2 separate regions of the Mus musculus genome follow, and region 1 is linked to region 2. The links are chromatin loops, found by intact Hi-C in ENCODE. Cell type or tissue: left cerebral cortex. All regions are shown on one strand.

Region 1 (8,000 bases), 60 kb after region 2:
TTTTTTTTAAAAAGTCAGTACCTGTGCTGTGTTCTCTCAGAAGAAAGATGAAGGGCCGATCTGCTTTAAAAGCAGAGGTCCGAGACCTCCTCAGCAGCAGCACCGCTGTGAGAAAGAACAGGCCCTGTCAGCATTGAAAAGCATGCAGATAACATAAATGCAGAACATAGGGGCAGAACTTGATTTGTCTTTAAGGAATCATCAGCATCTTAATGACATTCTACCGTGTAGTGTTACAGGAGTGCAAATTGGGAAATTAAAGAGGAAAGCTACTACTTAATCATTCCTGTGTCTTTTTTTTTTTTTAAATAGTATTCCATGACATAGCTCCCCCTTTGAAGGTGGGATACTGTATGATTCCACTCCTTGTTGATGGGGCAATGATACTTGTTAAAAATTAGTATCATTGATTTTCATAAGATTTTGTTTTCTTTCATTTCTTTTAAAATGCTACATCACACTCAGGTTTGGGCTTAAGTGGTATGGTTTATAACTGAAGAGTCACTGGGCAGACATAACAAGGGTCGATCTTGGTGAGCAGCTCCACGGGGCTAAGCGCTGAATGTACCTGTGGCTGCAGAGGACCTGGTACCCTCCTCTGAAAGCTCCATCTTGGCCTTGTGGGTTAGTTGAGAAACGTAAAAGCCATCTTGGCCTAATTCACAAATGACAAAAATGGAAAGTGATTTGTTTACATTTTTGTGCACATAGTGTATGTTTGAAGACTCTTGAGTAAAACTTGAGCATTCAGTGCCACAAGTATATAGGGAGTGATTGTACAGAAAATTGCCAAGTTTTATTTTTCTACAACTCAAAGGCTTTTTTCACTAGTAAGACCTCCCCCAAATTAGTAGAGACTGAATCTCATAGTTTTAAATATTAATATTAAAATCTTTATCCTATATTTCTAAAACTTAGGTAAGGCATTAAGGTTCCCAAGGGTGTATGTTACAAAGTATAACCTAAATATAATTTCAATGAGCTTTTGAGATAATTCTTGTTGGGCTGCAGTTTTTAGGAAGACACTGGTAAGTCAGAGGTTAGTATTAGGAGGATAATCTGGTGTTAAAGTGCCTGCTGTTCCATGACTAGATTCTGTGGAGCTGGTTGGCTAGTTAGCTCACCTTAAGGGCTGGAACCTGCAGAGAAATGTGAGGTTGTAGCTAGATGTGTGTGCTGACAGTTTCAAAGACAAGCTTAGTAAATAGGAATGAGAGAACTTAGAAAGCTTGACAGATTTCTGTCATTGAACAGTTCTCTACAGATGAAATGACATGTGTTGCAGTAAAGAGTGAACTTCAGCATGTAGAACTAAGATTTGAAACTGCTCGGCCCTTCTGTTTCAGAGGGATTGCAAAGTCATCTGGTATGACACACACCCCATCTGAACTGAGAATATCCAGGTTTGACCCAGAGCCTGTTTCTACCCAGCCCTCCTTTTAAGAAGCTGCTGTCTAGTCAGCTGGAGCACACCATCAGAGAGACCTGCATATTAGGAACCATTTTGATGTACTTTAGGGATATGGCCCCTGACAGTCATGTAAGACTAAAATCCAACCCAGGATACTAAAACAATGGGATATCAGGAGATGGTTGTCCCACTTTTCACTGGCAGTAGAGAATGGGCAAGAGCCAGGAAGAAGTCAGTCAGCATTCACTTGGTGCTAGCGGAGAATCAGATTAACAGTGGTCTTTCGTTGCTTGTCTTTGAGAAAAGCAAGATTATCTGTTAATGCTTAGCCCCTTCTAGCTCATTGAGCAGAGTGCCAAAGTCAAAAAGGAGTTTATAAAGAGATGTTTGCCAGTCGAGGGTTTACTGTCTTTGACTTTATGACTTTCACATTGTCTGAACATTTCCATATGATTAAATGAGTGCAGCTTCACTGTGAAACCCCTGGTCAGCTAACATACAGCAAATCCTGTATCTGGATCATTGTAAGAAGTGGGATTGCTACAAATTCATCTTCAGTAGGCTAGGTAGGGCTGTTTCAGTGTCTTTGTAAGGCATGTGAAAAGCTTAAATATCCTTCCTACCCCATTCTAAGAATGGCCCAATGTCTGTTGTCTGTGCATAACCCTTAGACTACTCATTGCCTGTATGCCACCAACTGTCACATCTCTGAAGGTTTTATCTTTGGTTAAGACTTGACATTTTTGTAGACTAGGCTGTGTTCTTCCTTTATCTTCTATTCTGACGGTAGTTGGCCTCCTTTTGTTATGTGGCTATTGAAATGTTATACCATTAATGAAATAACTGGAAAAGGTGAGGTTTTTCCTGGCTGTTGTTTTTCTGAATTGTTAGCATTGTAAAAGGTTATACAACCTGTCGCCCCAAAATTTGCCCTTAGAATCCTTTATAAATGCTGTTCTGTAGGCAGGCTCCTTAATTAGTTAGATGTGAGAGATGCAGGTTAATAGATCCTGTGTCTAGGAAACTTTGTTGGAGCTGCTGATTTGCTAATATTTGCTGTGCAGGACTGCAGTACATGGCTCTCATCCCTGAAGCCACTTCCACCTCTCTTTAACCTCAGTTTACTAACTAAACTTTCTGGAAGGCACATCATAGTCAACTATAAACATCTGTGCCTACATTACATGTTTGTGTCAGCATATTTGGGATTACCCCTCCCACCCCCTACCTAGACTATTAGCTGTAGCAAGTAGGAATTATGGCATGCTCACTTTACCATGCCCAGCTTTCAGCTTTTACATGTGTCAAAGAAATAGTTAATGTGTACATCCAAAGGATGAAGCACACAAGGTTCTTTAAGCAAGGATTTAATTCCCACCACTGGTTGGTAGGTAGCTTTTATGTACTGTTGGCCACACATTTATAAATTGTCTGCATTTGGACCTCAGCTTCTTCCTCATCAGGACAGAGTGGACATCAGTTGCCTCCTTTTGTCCCTGACAATGATTTTCTTTGGAAAGAGCTAGTTGCTTATCTTCTTCCATCGTTTCAGTTAGCTAAGAAATGAAGAGTGGGTGTATATACGCATTGCAGCTAGCCTAGTGTAAGGAAACTGGAGGAATCTTAGATGGCTCACAAACTAACTGTAGTTGGTTGCTTTCTCCACCTTTCTCTACTACTTACATCTTTCTGTGCAGTGTTGACTTATTGTGGCTCAAGTTAATTCATGCACTTTAGACAGTTGGCTTATTCAAGTCCCGTAGGATATAGCTTGCACTATGGACAGAAATTGAAGTTGACTGCTACTTATGAAAGCAAAGACTTAAATAGTTTCTAAAAAGTGTTGAGTTTATATACAACACCTGACCTGGAGGCACAAGTTTATGTCAAAACTTGGTGGTGGTCTTTCAGGAAAGGGATTACCCAGAACAGGTGCCTACCTGCTCTTCTCAGTGAGAGGGAGATTGGAACAATTCATTAGCTATGTGTTCTGTAGGAATAAAAGAGGATTGGGAGGAAGGGTGAGCTACATGGGGGCTCAGTTGAGCTTTGAAATACTTCTTAAATAAAATTATGCCAAGAAGGAGCAGACATGCTTTGTAGCCTGGGAAGGTGAATTGTGATTCTGGCTTTGAACTGAATTGGAAGGTTTTCTTAGGTTTCCTCTGTATTGTAAAACTTGGTAACCCCTTGTTCATTGAGGAGAGGGTGGCTCTGTTTATGATCATTTCTCTAATTAAAAAACAAGCAAACACAAAACTACTCTGCAGATGGGGGTGGTGAGATGGCTCAGCAGGTAATGTAGCTTGCCTCATAAATCTGATGACCTTAATTCAATCCATGGAATCCACCTACAAGTGGAAGGAGAACCTGACTTCCCAAGAGTTCCCCTCACCTCCACATGTGTGCTGAGAGCATGTGCACCCCACTCCAGCATGCACACACAATAAATATGTTTTTAAACCAATATACTGTGTCATTGAGTGGTGGTTCTCCACTTTAGGAATGATGACACTGTTCAGTGATCCTGTCTGTAGAGTAGGCAGAAATGTACTTGGGTACAGGCATGAGTGGTCTTGCTACTGGAAAGAATTTGTTGGCAAGCCATCAATAAAAATATTAATTTTAGCAATCACCAATCCCCTGATGTCCATCTCAGTGACACAACTTCACTACTGTAGCAAGAAAACAGCCTTAGATTAATTTTAATAAATGTAAGTAGCTGCTTTTTTAATAAAATCAGGTGACAGGTCTTAATTTGTTGACAGTGGGAGAAGATCATTGGGTTGCATCAATAAGCATGAATGCAAGCTCCACATTTAGCACATGGCTGGATTATTAAGGAAGTCAGATCTGTGAGCTTATGATTATTTTGGTTTGAACAAACATAAGTAAAATAATTGCATTATATGTAGACCATGTAGGTATTCATAAGACTTGGTGATAGGCTGGTGTGATGGCTCAATCGGTAAAGTTCATGCTGTACAAGCATGAGCACCCATGTTTGATTCCTTTAACCCATGTAAAAAACCAAGGACAAGGGTGCATGCTTGTTTGCGCACTTGAGGGGTGGGGTAAGGGAAAAAGGCAGGGAAGTTTCATAGCTTAATACCCCAGACAGTGTAACCCAACGCCAGTGAGAGATTCTGTCTCAAAAACAGTGGATCACAAGGTATCTTTGCTTATAGTCGTTCTGCAAGATACAGATGAAGACCACTACTGTTTAAGGACACGAGATTGGCATTTGAGTATGTTTTTTTTTTTTTTTTTTTTCAGATTCTGGGGTTTGGGGAGTAAGGTAGGGAATTAAAAATGAAGAAGAGTAAAACATTAAATACAATGGCATGGAAGAAAGGGCCAAAAATAGCTTCAAAGTTACTTCCCCCACCCCCTTCTGTAACTGGCTACTCAATCCAGCACCCTCATATTTTTAATTTGAATGACTAAAAGAGCAATAGAATTTCCATTAGCCACAGGGATACCAAAGCTGAACTCTGAAGCCTTGAGAAGACATAATTGCCCGTTACTGAAAGTAGAATGTGGTAACTTCCCCTGCTTCTGATCATTATGCTGTTTGTTCTACTGTTCCTTTCCTGCAGTGTCAAAGCATGCCTGTCAATAAGGAAAAATTCCAACGAGGCCACCAGTATTGCCTTGTGTCTAATTGTATACCAAGCATTGTGAACACTGCCAAAACTTGACTATTGTCTTACCTATCCCTGTACATTTAGACAATAAGAAGTGGTAGATGTTTGTTTGTTTGTTTTTGGGGGGGTGATGTTGGCGATGGAACCCAGAACTTTCTGCACACTTGGCAAGCACTCTACTATGAAGGCCCACAGCCCCGAGATGGCAAGTTGTTAGTACCCTGATTAGATACTCCCTGTTACTCTTACTTAATAAGTAGCTTGTGGTGGTTCTGTCTGCTCACATCTAAAGCACAAGCCAGGACTTGAAGATCAAACTCCTGTTATTTTCTGTGATTAAGAGGGTGGATTCTGACTAAAGTTTTAGTACCATATGTTCCAGTGGTCTGATGTTTAAAATGGTAACTTTCAAATTCATCAAGTAAAGGCAGTCTCAAGACCAGTGAGATAGTCTGCAAAGTAGAAACAATCCAAGGCTTCCTAGCTTGGCAGAAGTTGAGCCAGTGGTTCCCTCTAAGGTTCCCAAAGTAGATGTTAGCATTCGTTTTCCTTCCGGTGTGCGATGGAAGCTCAGATCACAGGCAAACATGGTTCCTGTTGATCAGCAGTAGCATGTTAACTATGGAAAATATGGAGCATGGATGCCAGGAAAGAGAACATCTTAGTGCAAGGTCATGAAAGCATGGGTAATCTGAGGACTGGGCTAGGGAAAGGTGTGTGTTTATTAGTCCATTACAAAAGGCAGTAAGCGTTAAAGGCAACCAGGAAAGGAAAGGGTAGAAACGGGATGGCCCTGACGCTGGCGTGATAGCAGGGGGCATAATGAAGGTGCTGGTGCTGCCTACAGTCTCCATGAGAGTCTGGTCACGGCAAAGGGAGGCTCTGTATTGCATCCTATGGCCACTTGACGCACTGTGAAGTGGTTTCCAAAAACCATGCTCCTCAAGGAGCACCCCTCACCCAACAATTCTAATCAAAATGTGACTGTTACTAGAAGCTCCACATTCTTACACAAGGTTAACCCCTTTATTTTAGGCAGTGTTTTCTGTCCAAAACTCTGAAATAATAAGGATCCCTTAGAGTATGGCAAAACCCCCAAACATAATACTCTGCAAAGATAGGAAGAATTGAATAATTATTACCTGAAATTCCTTTCAAGTTAGCTTTGAGTGGGTCAAAAAGATCAGTGATACCCCACGATCTTAAAATGCTTTTTACGTCAAATTGATTTTGGATCTTAAACCTGCAAAACAGTGGCAGATGATCAGTTGCCATTTAGAATTCACACTCTTCTCATACATACCACACGAAGTATAAGGTTCTAACCGGAGATCAATGCACACTGGGCCCCCTCCCCACTGTCCTTTTCATTGTTCCTTCCCTTGAATCATACCTGGGACGAACCTGACCCCTCTGGGCTTTCCCCCAGCTTTGTCCATACTACTCATTTGGGACGGCTCTGTTTCCCTGATTGCCTTTAGATAACGCCATTCCTCAGCTGTTACCTTCCTACTCAGCTGTTTTCTCACTTTTTCAAAATGGTACTAGAGATAAGATCCAGGACCTCCTACATGCTAGAGAAATATTCTCTTACTGGAGCTTCACCTCCAGCCCCGTGACTCCTGGTTCTGAAAGCCCAATGTGTATAGTTGAACTCAAGGTGCACAGAAAAGTCTGCTTCCTATTGATACTCTTTATGACACCATAAATAACCTAGAAGCTACCTCAGCTCATTTTTATTAATATTAATAAAATAAATATAAATTAATTAAAATAAATGAATATTGCTGACATGGTGTTAGACATTATGAGAGCTTTGTAGAAATTGCTTCATTTTCATATAATGGCTATTATTATCTCTTAGGTGAAAAATTCAGAGCATAAAGTAAGAAACCTGCCCAAGATGACCTAATGAGTATGTGGTGTACCTCATTCCAAATCTGGGCTCTGGGAATGTGGAGCCATGCCAGCCAGTATCACTCTCACTTGGCTCCTCACATTTGGGTAGAATCTCACACACAGTGGATGTGAATAAATATCTATAGTTCCTTGTATAGCCCCTTGTGTAGCTTTCTCTACTATGTAACACATTTTCATGTTTACTGTGTGCAGTATGTGCCCTTGATATGCAGCAGAAAAAGAACTCAGCCTTTGTTTGCCCAGTAAACAACTGAGATCAGAAAGAATCAGCACACCAACATGACCCCAGGACAAAGCACTTTACATTAGCCATCCAAGAAGCAAACCTTCAAAGAGGATGCTGCTGCTATTTGTCTTTGAAAATTAAAAAAGAAAGAAAGAAATATAATTTGTCTTTTGTATAAACCATGCATAACTTTAGAAAAAGAGGTATGTTGACATTTTTCAAAATATTTGGCTCACTTAGAAATTGTCTTAAGTACAGAAAACATCCTTTTCAAAAAACATAAATGCTAAATGTAATGATTAATGCTATGGACCTGGCTTTTTAGTCTGATTCCTCTCACCAGGGACGTCTTACTTTACAGATTCAGTGGCAAGCTACTTTACCCTATATTCTTATTGTCTGTCTTTGAGAAATAAACACGATGGCAGTAGAATTTAAATAATATTGTGATAATTAAATGAAAATTCTTGTAGTGTTCAGCACAATGCTTGGTGTAGCCTGTGCACTTAGCATTGCGTTTTGACTGTGGTTTCTCAGTAATATTGAGAAAGTTAAAATCTGTTTGAAGCTGACCATGTGGTGGGTGATAAGCTAAATAATATCCTGTTTAAGTGCAGTAAAAGCGACAGGTGAGGTGTGATTACATGTCCCTGCACAGCTATGGAAGCAGAACTAGAAGGAATGAGGCGGCACATTAACTCAAGGAAACAACAACCAGAAAGCTGCCTGCCCTTTACAGAAACTATCAAGGGCATCACAAGAAAAGAAAGCCATAGTCCATATGCTACATAGTAGG
Region 2 (8,000 bases):
CCAACAGACATGCAAACACACTTGTGAATTTCAAAATAGAAACATCTTTAGTCTTTGAGGAATCTCACATCAGTCTTTTTCTAGGACTGTATATTTTAGGAATCACATTGGTGATGGTTAGTGTGGGGTATATTAGAAAGAAGACAACTTTGGTCAAGGAGTTCAAGAGCAAGATACTCCCTTTTTGTAGCTTTGTGTAGAAAAAGCTATTAATAGGATAAATCTATGCTTTTTTTTCATATGAAGGATATTTTTGGTATATACTGTTTGAAATTTGATTACTTATATATTGAGATACTGTTATGTGGAAAAGACCTCTTAATTTGGTCAGCTTAATGACTTCATAACAAAGCAATTTTTTTTCTAATCCTTATACACGTTTCACAAATGTGTACCTTTAAAAACTATGGAATCTTTCCTATCTGTTTGATTTGCTCAAATATAGTATGTGCTTAACAAGGATCTTAGAAGGGCTATATTTTCTATAAAACTTGATTACTAGTTTTAAATATATGTAAGCAAAGATTTATTACTTGTTAGCTAGTACAGTTTATGACTGATGAATGACAAAACTGATGTTGGTTTGTTAAAAAAATTTTCTTAGTCTAAAGCTGTTGAACCTTGTTAGATTTTAGAGAACGTAAAATATTCCTAAGGGTATTTTGGAACTTCAAGACTAAACACTCAATTTAAAAAAAAAAAAAAAGGGTTTAAAAAGCTTTGAAACTAACCTTGTCTTACCCAGTTAAGATGGACTCTTAAGCCCTAGCATATGAGAACTAATACCCATGTTGTGAATTTTTTCCTTTCAAAAATGTAAAGCTTTTTTGCTAATTTTTGTGATCTGTAATATTGACTATTTTTTCACTATATATAGAGAGCTGTTGTAGAATTCTATGTTTTTAAAATTTTTTAATTTAAAAAAGTAAAAATTATTTTACGTGAAAAGGTGTTTGGGGGAGTATGTGTGTGCTTGCATCACATGTGTGCCTGGTGCCATTGTTGGCCAGAAGAGAGTGTTGAGTTCCTTGAAAGAGTTATATGTCTGTTAGCCTCCATATGGGTACTGGGAATTAAACCAAGAACCTCTGGAAGAGCAGCAGCCAGTACTCCTAACTTTGAGTTGTTTCTCCAGGACTCCTGTGTTTTTGTTTTTAAAGACAGTAATGTGTGTAAATTTATTCTTTTGAGGGCCTGATTGTGGCATGGATGTTTAAAGAGAAGAAACCAGAATCTTCCTATTTTGACATACAATTAAGGTCTGCTTGTTAGAGTATTTAAAATTGAATTTGATTGCTGAGTTCAAGAAATGATTTATGAAGCTGGAGAAGAGAGAGATAGAGTCTGATGAGAGCACTGTTCTTTCGGAGGACCTAGTCAGTTCCCTGCACCTGCATGGCAGCTCACAGCCATCTGTATATAACTTTAGTCACAGGGGATCTGACACCCTATGGTACCAGGCATACATGTGGTGTACAGAAGTATGTGCAGGTGAACACTCGTAAACACAGAGTGAACTTAAAGAAGAAAAAGGGAAAAAAAAAGAAAAAAGAAAGGAAAACAACAACTAGCCAGGCTTTTACCAAGGTAGTGCATGACTGTGGTAGTGAGAACCCAAGGAGATCATTAAACTTGAGGATAGGCTAGATCTGGATGAGGCAAATTGAGTGTTGTCCTGTCTTCATTTACCTGACTTTGAAAATATGTTTATATCTTTGCATTTATTATACTTTTTTGTCATCAAACATATTGCTGCATTGATTTTCCCACATTAATTTTACCTAGTCTCTGTAATACAATTGATATATTAGGTTTTTTTATACATACGACTCGTATTTCTTCAGTAGAATTATCCTCATATCTTCATTTCTCTTTCTGCACCAGTATAAAATCTGTTTGCCTGCTACTAGTTTTTAGGAATTACCAAAACCAATCTGTTAATCTTTTTCAAACTTTAGAATTTAGTTTAAATGCAAGACCGAATTCTTTTTAAATTATTAAATTAGATTTCCCACTTGTTCCTTAAATTAGCTTTTCACAAAGTCAAGAATTTTTTTATTATTATTACTTTTTACTTCTTTTATTTATTTACATTCCAAAAGTTGCCTCCCTTCCTGTCACTCCTCAGAAGAGTTCTTTACCTCACTACCCCAGGGTGCTCCTCCACCTGGCCACACCCCCCCCCCCCCCCCCAGCTTCCCTCTTCCCTGAGGCATCACGTTTCCACAGGATTAAGTGCATCCTCTCCCATTCAGAGACAGCTTCTTGTTAGGTTGTTCAGGCTACCCCTGATCCATTCTGTGGGCTCAAAGCTACTATCTCAGGGGTCCCACAGATATGTAACTGACTGACTTTAAATATGCTCTACAAAACCACTGAAAACCCCATGTTTATTTGAAGGAATGCTTATATAAAGCTTGAAAATTTTTAGTATTAGAGTTTGTAGAAATGAAAGGTTTGGCTACTGAAGGCCTTAGTAGGAAAACTTCATGTAAGAACAGAGATTTAAACGGCTCTTTGGAATGAGTAGGAGTTGGATAGGTCTTAAACAAGGAATATAACAAGTATTTTACTAGAGACAAAACTTAGGTGGAAATGGACATTTCCAACATGTGGCTTTGTGGGAAGATTTGAACTTTTTAGGGTTAAGGATCTGACTATCTCATGTAACTGGTACAAGAAGCTGAACATGAAGAGGGATGCCGGTGATTGTTTCCATTCTGTAGGGATCTTGAGACATTTTAATGCTGTTGTATATTTAGAGTCAGTCTCTATTTGTGTTTCTCTGTCTGTCTGTCTTTCTGCATGTCTGTCTGCATGTGTATGAAAGTGGGTGTGGATGAGGAGGCCAGAGGTCAGTGACATTCCTTGGTTGCTTCTCCAGCTTATTTCTTTGGAACAGAGTCGCTCAGTACTCTCAGAGCTCACCTATTCCGCTTGATTATTTGCCCAGCAAGCCCAAGGAATCATCTTGTTTTTGCCTCCTCAGTGTTGGACTTACAGATGTAAACACTACTTACTAGCTTTTTTTATGTGCATACGAGAACTGTGCAAAGGTGGTGTTCTAACCAACAGAAGATTTCACTTTTTAGAACTTCTTTTAGGCGTCAATTTGAGAAACGTCTACTTACAAGTTTGCCTGACTTGATCAAAATGCTTAGCAGATCTCCCTCCTTTATAATGATTAGATTCTAATCATATAATTACTGTAACTGTAAATTTTATTCAGTCAATAGTATGTGCTATAATATGCCAGGAATCAAGATTAGTAAATGAGAAGGGAAAACAAAAAACCCCTGCAGATGATTTATGCATATAACCCTTTTCCTTACTACTGGAGGTGGTCTGTGGACATTAGCATCTCCCAAACTTGTTGAAAACACTGAATGAACAACTATATTTTACTAAGATCTCCAACTGATTTTTATATCACTAAACTTCATCATATGCTGGTATATGTCAGATCCAGTAAACTTCATTCAATTTTTGCTACCTACAGTAGAGAGTTTAAATGTCTTTGAATTTCTCTCCTTTTTTGAGATAGGGATCTTACTATATTGCTAGGCTAGTCTTGAATTCAGTCTCTTGTTGTGGAGACTGTAAGTATATGTAATGTATAAGCATCTTCAGTTTCAGACAAGTTATACCTACTTGAAATTTCTATATTTGGTCTTCCTGTTTATTCTTTATTATGTGCGCGTGTTTGTGTGTGTGTGTGTGTGTGTGGAGGGCGTTGATTATTAGGTGTTCCCAATGTTTTTGAGACATGGTTTCATTGAAGCTGGAGCACATTGATTTTGGCTAGTGAAATCAATGACTACCTCAAGTAAATGCTTGGAGAGCTTTAGCGGTTTGGCCAGTGAGTTTTAGAGATCTGTTTGTCTTCAGTCCCTTCTGTCTTGGCTGGGTTTACAGTTGTGCTCCATTGTGCCTGGGTTTTTTACTTGGGTACTAGATCTAAACTTAGGTCCTCATGTTTGTGTGACAGCCACTCTACTGCCTGAGCCATCTCCCCAGTCTGTCTCTTTTTTAAGAGTTAACGTGGAGGCTGATTCAGAAGCCTTCATGGAGGGCTGCCTCCAAGTCTGGTAATGTGGCAGGTGGTGGAAGGAGAGAATGAGCTACTAAAGTTGTTCTCTGACTTAACACATGTATGCTGTGGCATGTGTTTCCTTTACCCCCAAATTAACAATGACAGCAACAACAACAACAATAAAAAACAAGATAATAATAAATTAAAGGGCTAATATCGGATGTGCTTAGTTCTCAACTGGGTACCATTTGTATGTAAAAGGCAAGGTTGTGTGTGCTTTTCCCAAAACTTAATAATACCTTGAAATGATCATTGTAGCATTGTGCTAGATTAGGGTCTGAATGGAAGACACTGAAGTATATTCATCTTATAGAGAGCCTTTGATAGCAGCATGCCATTTTGTTTCTTGGCTATCATTGTTTTTATACATCCTTTTCCAAGCATTTACTTGAGGTGTAGTTATCCTTACTTTTAACTCCTTGTCTTAGACTTGTGCTAGTTTTGCTAAGCTGAGGATACCCTAATAATTTTGTGAAATTAGTTTTTGAAGTCCTTTCCATGTACTAGCCACTTGCTGAGACATTATGATTATGGGCACTGTCTTTTTAAAATACTGTTATTTTTCTCCTAGCCCCCTCCCCCCCTAAGGCAGGGGACAAGGGAGCAAGACAATGACTGCCTCTATGCAGGCCTGGAAATCCCTTGTCTTCCTGACTCAGTTCCTTAGTGCTAGAACTTGAGTTGTGTACCATTGCACCAAGCTTTTAGACTGTTTTGTATTTAGAGAGAGCTAGCTTCAAATGCATGGCTAATTTTCCACATGCTGTGATCACAGGTGTGGACCACCATATTCCTAGAGTCTATCTTTATTATTCCAGTTTGTACTATACTTGATTTTAGCCAAAAGACTAAGAGGTGATTAGTACTGGTTTGTGATAGCCTTCAAAAATTCAAATTACTAGACTTCAGCTATGAGGATACTGTTTAAGAAATTAAATATTGGGACTGTAGAAATGGATCAATGGTTAAGAACATTTGCTGGTCTGTCAGATTAGGGTTCAGTTCCCAGCACTCACTTCGGGTGTCTCGCAGTTGTCTGTAAGTCCAGTTTCAGGGCATCTGAACTGTCTTCTGCCTTCCTTTGGCCTTTGTGGCACCAACCAAACACATGATGCATATACATGCATGCAGACCAAACATTATTATGTGTAATATAATTTTTTAAAGAAAATATGCTTTCTAACATACACAAATAATAATGTAAAAACACAAGAGTATATAAAAAAGTGAGAAATCTGTCTTTATATCTCTAGAGCTCAGTACTATTAGTATGTATTCTTTTTTTTTTTTTTTTCTTGGCTTTTTGAGACTGGGTTTCTCTGTGTAGCCCTGGCTGTCCTGGCTGTCCTCTCTGTAGACCAAGCTGGCCTCGAACTCAGAAATCTGCCAGCCTCTGCTTCCCAAGTGCTGGGATTAAAGGCGTGCGCCACCACTGTGTGGCAGTATATATTCTAAAATGTGTTTTAAAATGTACAATATATGATATATGTAAATTTTACTAACAGGAGAGATTGGGTTAGTGAGATAGCATAGTGGATAATAAAAAGGTATTTGATTACTGAGCCTGACAAACTGCGTTTGAGTCTCAGGACCCACATAGTAGGAAAGAACAGACTTCCTGCAAGCTGTCTTCCAACCTCCACACATTCTCTGACATTTGAGTATACACATACACAAATTAAATGCAATAAAAATGTTTTAAAAATGAAAAGGGAGATGATAAACATTCCAGAGGGATTGTGGGCATTCTTTTCTAAGAATTGGTTTTGTAACTAAAGGTTAAACCAGAACTTAAGCCTTGATATCCTTTTGTTTTGTTTTGTTTTGACTTTAGGGAAGAAACCCCTTTTTCTTGGAGCCAGCAATAATAATTACAATCACTGATGGGAGCAAGTTGACTACTACTAGTGGTGTCCAGGATGAGGTAAGTCATGTGAGGTGTGTCACATGGATCATAGATGAAATTGAGACCTATTTGTGTATGTGTGTAATAGGGTATTGGATGCTTTGTAGTACATTTACTCTTTAGTAATTGGTGTAGTTTATAATAATTCATCTCCAGGGTCCTCTACCTTTGTTCATAGCAGTTGTCATTATAATATTTTCTTGAATAGGAATCCTTTCTGTGCAGAGTTTGTAAGTGTACCTCCTGCTTCCATTAAAAACATCAGTTGATAGTGAGGACAGTGTCAGTGCCTACACAATAGTAAAATTCTTATTTTCAGGTTAAAAAGAAAACCAAACAATTCTAATAATTTTCTTATTTTAGCTGATTATGGTGATAGCTTTCTTATTTTCAGGTTAAAAAGAAAACCAAACAATTCTAATAATTTTCTTATTTTAGCTGATTATGGTGATAGCTTTTAACTACAGACAGAACAACTGAAGTAAATAAGCTTATAACAAGGAAATGTTTATTTTAACTCTTCAAAGAGGTTTCAATGTATAATCAGTAGCCTTGAGAGTTTGAGCACTTTGGTGAGACAAGGACGGTGGGACAGTGGGAAAGAATAAGCTGCTAACTTCATGTGGCCAGTAAGCAAAGGGACTACAGTCAGATAACACTTTCAAGATTCTGCTCCAAGTGACCTAGCTTTCTCCGACCAGACCCCTTTTCCCAATGTTGCCAGCATCTCCCAGAGCTTGAGGCCAAGACTTAATACATAGGCCTTTCATAGACATTTCTGCCTGAATCATATGTCAGTTGAGGTTTTTAGTAGAGTCCAGGCGGGAACACACCACCAAGAGTAGATTAAAACTAGAAAGAGTGAAGACTTTTCAACAGTTATGTTTTCTCTTAAGTCAGATGTAGTATCGATAATTCAGAGCTAATGTTAATTACTCTGTAAGTGAATTATGTATGCTGTAGTGTGATAAATCCATTAGGTTAAAGAAAGCAAGCTTTATAGTGTTTTTACTGTATTTGAACTGTTGTTAAGTGTTTTAGTTTTTTCTTAACATGCAAATGCACAGGTGATCTTTTACAGACTCATTACTGTTTGCATTTGTTCTTAGTTTCTATGATTAGAGTTTGAAATGGCAAAGGTACAGATTTTAAAAATTTAGAATTAAAATTTAATCAAAGATTTGGAATTCATTTCCATTCCTGTGACACTGTTGAATATAAATTATATGGAGTCAGAGCATGTGGGTTTTATTCTTAATTCAAGTACTTCCACCGTGAACTTTCTACCAGTTGACCTAATTTTCCTAAGCTCTACCTTATCAATGAAATACTGACAATAATTCTTGATTTCCTTCATAGGGTTGTTGAAATGTGTAAATAATGGATGTGAAAATGTACGGTGGGCTATAAAGACAAAGTGTATTGTGTCATTCCATCATGAGATAATAGAACCAGTGCAGAACTTAGATTACCTAATTTTACTTAGGGGGCAAATGCTAGAATTGCTTTGTTTCAGCAGTTAATATTTAAAAGATTTTAGGAATAAATATTGAGGTAGCACTGAAAAAAAGTAGCCTACTTGATACAGCCTTTTTGAAAGTGAGATGTAATGGGTTACTGGACTTCCTTCTTAGACTTGGTTGATGTGTATAGCTCCTTATAGTTCTGCCACTCATAGTAGTAGACAAGACACTGTATCTATAATCACAAGCAATAGCAATGTTACTTAGCTTGAACCTAGAAACTATCAAATTGACTTTTCTTTCTTAACCATACTAATTTTATTATTTGTATTCATGTTAATTTTATAGAAATTCCACTTCTTTTGATGGTTGTGTTTTACCTTAATGATTTTGATTAAAATATTTCTGTTTTTTTCTTATAAAATATGCCTATTGTAAGGTTATTCATTCAAGGCACTCTTTCTCATGCCTTTTGTAAAAATGCCTTCAGGGATGTAGTTCATCCCAGTATACCTGGATCTGGTTTATTTATAAAATC

The links. Hi-C counts contacts between places; a loop is a spot of excess contacts. Peaks named below come from ENCODE experiments on the same cell type or tissue, not always from the same donor. Only the 100,000 strongest peaks of a DNase experiment are listed, where the experiment ranks them.
Region 1: a loop joins it to region 2, with 2.3 times the contacts of the local background. A loop is called at or near these places in 2 of 42 quality-filtered maps.

What each region holds. Positions count from the first base shown.
Region 1 is chr14:62,681,682-62,689,681 of GRCm38, reverse strand. Serpine3 (serpin peptidase inhibitor, clade E (nexin, plasminogen activator inhibitor type 1), member 3) reads right to left here. Exons shown (of 9, transcript NM_001199945.1): 6 at 6,201-6,301; 7 at 569-655; 8 at 22-105. The region is part of intron 18 of Ints6 (integrator complex subunit 6); the gene reads left to right. Among named protein-coding and RNA genes, the nearest start is that of Serpine3, 22 kb to the right of the region's middle. In left cerebral cortex, no CTCF peak of the experiment used is centred here; a DNase peak (open chromatin) is centred at 3,079.
Region 2 is chr14:62,741,926-62,749,925 of GRCm38, reverse strand. It overlaps Ints6 (integrator complex subunit 6), which reads left to right. Exons shown (of 19, transcript NM_008715.2): 4 at 5,928-6,017. Among named protein-coding and RNA genes, the nearest start is that of 4931440J10Rik, 15 kb to the left of the region's middle. In left cerebral cortex, no CTCF peak of the experiment used is centred here; a DNase peak (open chromatin) is centred at 4,004.